2 separate regions of the Homo sapiens genome follow, and region 1 is linked to region 2. The links are chromatin contacts, found by Hi-C or POLR2A ChIA-PET in ENCODE. All regions are on one chromosome and are shown on one strand. The core of a region is the stretch at or near the end of the contact, and the rest is flanking DNA. Distances in the headings are between cores, read along the strand shown.

What was found. Hi-C counts contacts between places; a loop is a spot of excess contacts on that map. ChIA-PET counts read pairs that join two places held with the same protein, here RNA polymerase II (POLR2A). Pooled maps may share reads with other maps.
Region 1: a pooled map shows a loop between it and region 2 (2.1-fold over the local background). The contact joins the enhancer-like site here to the promoter of IRAK1BP1 in region 2. A Hi-C loop is called at or near these places in 3 of 168 maps with a recorded cell type or tissue (Calu3, GM12878 and MCF 10A), 2 of 37 single-sample maps with no recorded cell type and 6 of 50 pooled maps. POLR2A ChIA-PET finds 5 or more read pairs at or near these places in 1 of 52 experiments (WTC11).

What each region holds. Positions count from the first base shown.
Region 1 is chr6:79,452,169-79,456,295 of GRCh38, forward strand. The region is part of intron 5 of LOC100506851 (a long non-coding RNA gene); the gene reads left to right. Among named protein-coding and RNA genes, the nearest start is that of LCA5, 83 kb to the right of the region's middle. RefSeq lists an enhancer at 1,098-2,297. Within about 2 kb of position 1,648, at least 2 of the 41 ENCODE cell types and tissues checked have a DNase peak (open chromatin) inside an H3K27ac peak, as active enhancers do.
Region 2 is chr6:78,865,895-78,869,453 of GRCh38, forward strand. It overlaps IRAK1BP1 (interleukin 1 receptor associated kinase 1 binding protein 1), which reads left to right and starts at 1,657. Exons shown (of 4, transcript NM_001010844.4): 1 at 1,657-1,997. The coding sequence starts at 1,683. LOC107986613 (a long non-coding RNA gene) reads right to left here and starts at 1,596. Exons shown (of 2, transcript XR_001744210.2): 1 at 1,494-1,596. RefSeq lists enhancers at 1,552-1,661, 1,692-2,011, 1,844-2,444.

The sequences.
Region 1 (4,127 bases), core at 398-2,897, 590 kb after region 2:
ATTGTCCTCCGAGGCCTGCCTGTGCTCCTGCTGACTCTGTTCTTGTTAACGACACCACTCTTTCGGTCATTACGAAGATAATCACACTGTTATTTTAACCCTCCTTTATCTTTCACACATGAACAATGGTCATCATATTTTATCTCAACAATGTTGCTTGAATTTAATTGCTCCTTTCCATTCCCACCGGCAATATCCTAATTATACCTCTGACTTGGACAATGGCATTGTACTTACCAAACACCTCACGTTTATTAACCTTAACCTTCACAGTAGTCCTAAGATGTAGGTACTCTTCTTATCATCTCTATTTTATGTAACTTGCCCAAAGTCATAGAGTTTACAAGCAGAGCTAGGATTTGAACCCAGGCAGTCTAATGTCAGAGATTGTATGCATAATTTCCTGCCACACAGTCTCTAGATCAGTAATGGCAACAACAGCTACTCTTTAATTTTCACTACAATCCCATGAAAGTAGCATTATCCGTATTTTAGAGATTTGGAAACCAAGGCTCAAGCAGGTGAAGAACAGAAACACCTCATGAGTTTAGTCGGCCTACTTACCCACCTGCCTCCATCAGATTAATCCTCTAAGTGCACCCATCTGATTATTCCTTAAATAAGAAAAAAGAAAAAGAGAAAAAATGATGTCCTTCATTGCCTAAGGAATAAAGTCCCAATTGTTCGTTTGGGCATTCAGGGGCTTCCCATGTCTGCTCACTTTCCAGCTTTATCTGCCACTTGTCACTCCAGCTGGGTAGGTCACCTGGCCTGCACTCAGCCATGCCCTCAGGTCCTGCCTCTACTCATGCATGCTTAATCTTCTATTTTCATTTCTCACCACGCATCCCAGTTGTTGTGTATGTATTCTGTGTATATATTGAAAAGGTACATTTGGAATTTTCACTAAACAGCAACCATAGTTTAGGTATATTCTGAAGACTTCTCTGCCATTACAGAGACCCTGGAAAGAGAAAAATCATTTAGTTTTTCCAAAATGGGAAAATAGGCTTGACAGAGCTATCTTCTTGCTCTCTCTCATGCAGTGGTGCCCTATGGTAATGCTGTCAGTTCAACAATGTATATATAAATAATAAAATGTAAAAAAAATGAGGATTGTGATGAGTAGAGTGGAAGCAAGAAGCAGGTTGAGTCCTTTAGCTGTTAACCCTAAAAATGATGGCTTGGATAGTCCCAGCCTAGAGACCTCTTATGCCCAGATGGCTCTTTTGTATTGGTCTTCTGCTGTAGGCTAGAGCTCTGGTTTTAATCTTTTCCTGCTTCTCCTCTAGCTCCTCCACTTCTTCCTCCTCCCTCTTACCCTTCCTCTCCTTCTTCTCAGACCTTTTCGTCCAAGAAAGTCTTACCAGGAGGCTCAATGTGAACAAGAGATTAAAAACAGAGCTGCTCTGCTGGAGGTGGGGTGGGGAGCCTGAAGACTTCTTCATCTGCCTCTCACCACATCCCCCCTCCTGGCACCTGAAGAATTCTGCAGAGACCAGTTTCCAAGGGCTGTGTGGGCAGAGTGTGCATGTTCAGGCATGCATGCCTGTTTGCAGATGGTATGGAGAAAAAGGTGATTGTATTGTTCATAAAAATGTAACTTGCTCAAGTATACGCCCCCTTTCTTTCTAAATTACTTGCTTTGATATTCTGGGTTCCCTAGAACTTAGATTGAAATGTCATCCAACAACTATTTGTTTAGGGCTTGCTGAGCTGCTTTCATACTGTGAGGATTGAGAAATATATGAAGTAGTCCCTGCCCAAGAAATTGCATAATTTAATCGCGAGGCCAAGACTGTCATCTTCCTGAGAGTGACTCCAACATTCTAGATTTTCAGTTTTGATCTTTTGCTTGAACTTTAACTGCCTGTTGGCCTCCTGGACAATCTCTGCTTGATTATCCTACTCTTCGCCTCAATTCGACATCTCTAAACCTGAAACTATGTCCTTTGTCAGGAAACCAAGACGTTTGTAATATCCACATCAGAGTTGTCTGGTAAAGGAGTAAAAACATGGAGGAGCAGTAATAAACAGTGGAGATCATCAAATTGACAAAAGTAACAAAAATAATTGGGGATTGCTAAGAGCTACTGTTAATTATTTGAAGCCTGTAATGTATGAGAGGGAGTAGATGTCTCCTGGAGTGAACATATACCTGCTATTACCTCAACGACCTTAGTTCCCTGCCTTTCATCTTGTCAGCATGTCTATGTTAATATGATTATAGTATTTAAAAACAATTTTTTATATATAAATAGCCTTTAAATTACAAGTCAATAACTATATCTATAATGCAGCCAAATAAATAGAAATCTGTTCTAAAAATGGAGAAAAAACTAACCATGATGGACACTCTAAAAGAAGGCACTATATATAAAAAACAGCGTTTATTACAATTTCTGGGTAGTGACTGGTATTTTGTGGATCCCATAGATCAGGCATGTTCAGCATGGTATGGCCATAGACATGACTGGTATTTTCTTTTTTTATTTTTATTTATTTATTTTTTTGAGATGGAGTCTCACTCTGTCACCCAGACTGGAGTGCAGTGGCGAGATCTCAGCTCACTGCAACCTCCACCTCTCGGGTTCAAGTGATTCTCCTGCCTCAGCCTCCCTGTAACTGGGATTACAGGTGCCCGCCACTACGCCCTGCTAATTTTTTGGATTTTTAGTAGAGACAGCGTTTCACCATGTTAGCCAGGATGGTCTTGATCTCCTGACCTCGTGTTCTGCCAGCCTTGGCCTCCCAAAGTGCTGGGATTACAGGTGTGAGCCACCACGCCCGGCCCATGACTGGTATTTTCAATAGTAATTTTGAATCTGTCTTATCTGTTTACTTTAAAAACAAACCCTTGCCAAAAAAATGTGACTTTATTGTATTTGATTTTGCTGTAGAGAAAAAAAACCAAGGGTTGCAGAGTAGCAGACTGTTGCTCAATGTAAAGGAGAACTCCTAATAAGAGAGCTGCCCAAAGTCAGACTGGTAGTCTAGGAGGGCAATGTGTTTCCTTTTCCAATTCAACGTGACCTGGGATGAAGCACTGCATTCAGAGGGATGTTGAATTGAAAGTCCTTCAAAGTCCTTCCAACTAAACACTTTATGAGCATATGAATGTAAGTTCACCAGGAGGTCAGGGAGGCAAGAAACTAAAATTAGAAGGAGTTTTAGCAGAGGGGTCTTCCTAATGGAGGAGGTCATTAGGGCTTGCTTTGAAGGGCTGCTAGGTTTTTTAGAAGGGTTGAGTAAAAGGCATCATTTTGGGTGGGAAAAACATGATGTCAAAGGTGTGGAAGAGGCTGGTCAGGTGCAGGAGAAGGAAGAGGGCAGTTGATGCTGGTGGGGGAAAGCTATATGATAGAAAGAGCCCCTGGAGAAAGAGTAGGATTGAACTGTGTTTGAGGCTATGGTGAGCTAAGCAAAAACCTGACAGCTGTTCATGTATTATCTGATAAACCTGACAGTTGCCTAAGGACATATGAACTCAGGAGCAGCTCTGAAGTGCAAGGAGGTGAAAGAGCTGTGTGCTGTGTTACAGCTTCTTCTCCAGGCTGAGGAACTGGGTCTTGCCTAACTACAAGGGGATAGCTGCCAATCAGAACTTCCAGTATATCCAAGGCCGAGTAACCTTCTTTTAGGTGTCTCTCTGCCTTGTCTATACTGAGATGCAAGGGCAGCAAGAAAATCTGTAAACATCCTATTAAAGCCAGAACATGACATTTTAAGAACTTTCATTTCACCACAGAGGTGAAAAAAGACTTTCAAAAATATCATAAAGATCCTTTGCTAGTGAACAAATAAGTACAGATCATTTATTAAGGAACTGAAACACTGAAAGCGAGCCAGACATGGAATTGTTTACAGAAAAATACCCTTGAAGTTATTATCCATTTTGTAACTACCATTATAACTATAATTTTAATATACATTATATATCCAAATTATAATACAAAACCATTACAGGATGGTTTACAGCAGTGTGCAGCTGGGAGTGACAGTATATCCTCTGGACTGAAAATGACCCATCTCTGATGTTACTGGACCCACTTGAGCCCTAGGGACAGAGCTGTGCATATTATGGCAAGTGGCCAAGGAAGTATCATGATGGTCCCATCAGCAACCCC
Region 2 (3,559 bases), core at 407-2,906:
CGCACCACTGCACTCCAGCCAGAATGACAGAGCGAGACTCCGCCTCAAAAAAAAAAAAATATATATATATATAAAATATACTATAGCTATATAGCTATAGTATATTATATATATAGCTTACAATTATCCCTGTACCATGTAATCATTTTCCACTGATATGAAATCTTTTATCGTATACTAAATACTTACACTTTAACTCCTGTTGCTTTTTGTTTATGACATTCACTCATTCAATAATTTATTTTGGAGGCTATATTCTTCCGCATTTATCGTAAGGGAAAAAGAATTTTTCACCAAGTTTAAGAAACATTATTTTGGGTGTCTTAAATAATAAAAGACTATGACGGAAAGTTCTTAACGTTAGTTTTTAAATTAAAATTGTTTTCAGCTAACAATAAACAAGATGGATATACACAAAATTATGTTAATCTAGTGATGAGCCTAATTAAAGGAGGGGGGTACCATTGATTTAGTTGAATTATACTAATCGAAAAGAACAGAAAAAACGATGGTGAAGAAACTACAAGAGGACTGTCAGCTTTTCAGGGTCCTTTTAAAAGAACAGTTCTTGTCCTTCTAGAACTAGTTATTCAAAATTCTTTTTTCCCCCCTCGATTCTCTTGATAAAATTCAGATAGTAAAGACGTATAAGTCAGTGGGGCTATTTTTACAAAGATCATTGCTTAGTGCTAGGAAGAGAATCCAGAAGACGGGAAGTTGAGGGTTGTGTTCTAAAAGTTCTCTGAAGAAAAGGGTACAGAGAAGCTCCAAGTTGTGCAGGCCCAGCAAACTCCATGTTGGACGTGCTTTGCTACCACCTAAATCTCTTCTGTCGGAATTCAAGGCCCGAACCATTCCAGGGATTTTAGAAAAAAATGGGGAGACACAAAAATGATGCCAAAGCCATAGCTATCATTACAAACATCCATTATGTTCACTCTGCTTTCCATATGCAACGCACTCTACATACAATGGGCGCCTTATAAGCACATAGCAAATGTGAAAAATATTATCAACATTGCTTTGATAATATTAATATATTATATATATTAGAATATATTATATATTAGAATATATTATATATATTAGAATATATTATATATTACTAATATAAAAAATATTATCAACCCTGCTTTAGAGAAGATGATACTGAGATATGAAGAATCATAAACTGTCCAAGATCACAGGGGCAAAAAGTTCACCTCAACTGAAACCTCTCACGAACCACAAAAATGTGGCCGAGGGAGCCTCAAAAAGCAGTACCCCAAGCGGGGACGGTAAAGTCAGAAAAGACAAGGCTGGGGGTAATCACAGAGAAATCTAAAAACCCGCTCGGCCTCGCTACTCTTCTCCTTCCTCTGAGGTGCAGAGGCGCGGTGGGACGACAAGGAGTTGCGAGAAAGGGCAGAGCTCACTGAGGAGGCAACAGAGAAAGTCCGCTAACAATTTTTGAAGGCCGTAAGTTAAACATGTTAAAAACTGTAGCTACTCACTCAGCCGACATCTAGTAAAAAAGATGCGGCAAGATCAACAAGGCATATAGCTTGCGCCCGCCAGAAGTTCCGCGGCCTCCACACCCATCCCGGCATACTTTGCGCCGTGCACAGGCAAGCCCTGGTGCGCATTGGCCCCTTCGGCCGCCGTCGGCCGGTAGTTACTATGGAAACCCAGCTGCCATCGCTATGTCTCTGCAAAAGACCCCTCCGACCCGAGTGTTCGTGGAACTGGTTCCCTGGGCTGACCGGAGCCGGGAGAACAACCTGGCCTCAGGGAGAGAGACGCTACCGGGCTTACGCCACCCCCTCTCCTCAACACAAGCCCAAACTGCTACCCGCGAGGTGCAAGTAAGCGGCACCTCAGAAGTGTCTGCGGGCCCTGACCGGGCGCAGGTGGTGGTGCGAGTGAGCAGCACCAAGGAGGCGGCAGCCGAGGCCAAAAAGAGCGTTTGTCGCCGTCTAGATTACATCACGCAGAGCCTCCAGCAGCAGGGCGTGCAGGTGAGATCTCCGCGGGGGAGGAAATAAGAGCCGGAAGACACAAAAGGGTTGGCAGATGGTCGGGCCCCACAGGCCCCCCTAGCGGGAAGGGAGATGTGGAGGGTCTGGAGCGTTTAGGACGCGTTTGTTGCAAAGGTACTCCGGGACGCCAGGACCTGGCAGAGTGAATATTTGACCCATTCTTCTCCTAGACGAAGGTAATTATTGGCCTCAGGCAAATTAAAAATAAAAGAATGCAAATTGGGTAGGTTTTTATCTGGGGATATTTGCTTCAGTGATTTTGTTTTTAAATTTAAAGTGATGAAATGTTAAAACTTGAAATGTTAGTTGTAAATACTTGCCCACGTGGAGTGCTGGACACTAAATATTTTGTTTTGTTTTGTTTTTATTCCGCACCATGGAATTGGCAAGTGAAGAGCACGACCTGCTTCCTTCCGATCATGTAAAACTTTGCATGGAATGGTTCTTGAGTATGTTCCGCAAACAGTAACGTTGGGAAGTGGGGAAGAAGTTGCGTCCATTTTCATTTTATAATGATTTTCATTTTATAGTGATTCCCCCAAAATTTCTTCGGCCTTCTTAGGTTTAACTTAAAAGAAAAAATCAAGCCAGTATTGTGGATACCACATATACGAAATACTTCTACTTACTTAACGGAGATGTCCATGAGACAAATCACTAAACAAATCTTACCTTAAGCCTACTCCTAAGGCAAGAAAAAAAATGAAGCCATCATTTAATCCACACAATAGCACTGTTAGGCATGTTTTAATATCCCTGTTTTCCAAATTTAAAGAGGTTAAACAATGCTCTGAACTTTAGGTAGAGCAATATTTGAACTCATGTATTCCTGAAACCAGAATGTAAGTTGCTTCCAATTCTGCCGATAATTAGAATGAAAGAAAATTAGAAATCATAGGGATCAACGATTTCAGTTTTCTCATTTTATAGAGTAGGACCCCAAAGGCCAGAGATGTAACTTATCCAGGATGACATTGAGTTGGTAAAAGTGCAGGCATTGTTACTTCCAGTCTATTGCAAGAAATTCCATACCCCGAAAAAGCAAGTCCTTATTTTTAACAAGAAAAGATATTTGAATTGCATTTATAATACAAACATACAAGTTATTACAAAGTCATTTGGACAAGATTTCTTCAAATGATTTTACAATTTAGAAAAATACAGATAATTATAAATAATGTGAGTAAAGTGGGTTTAATATGTAGAAAAATAGTTTTAAAAAACTGCTACTAGTGCTGTAGTCGTTTGAATAATGTTAACAAGTTTTTAAGTTATTTACATAAAATAAAAAGAGCTCACAGGTCTCTAATATATAAAACAACATAAGCTGGGCATGGTGGCTCATGCCTGTAATGCCAACACTTTGGGAGGCCAAGGCAGGTGGATCACTTGAGGCCAGGAGTTCGAGACCAGCCTGGCCAACATGGCAAAACCCAATCTCTAGTAAAAATACAAAAATTAGGTGGGCATGGTGGCACAGTCCTGTAATCCCAGCTACTAGGGTGACTGAGGCAGGAAAATCTCTTGAATCCGGGAGGCGA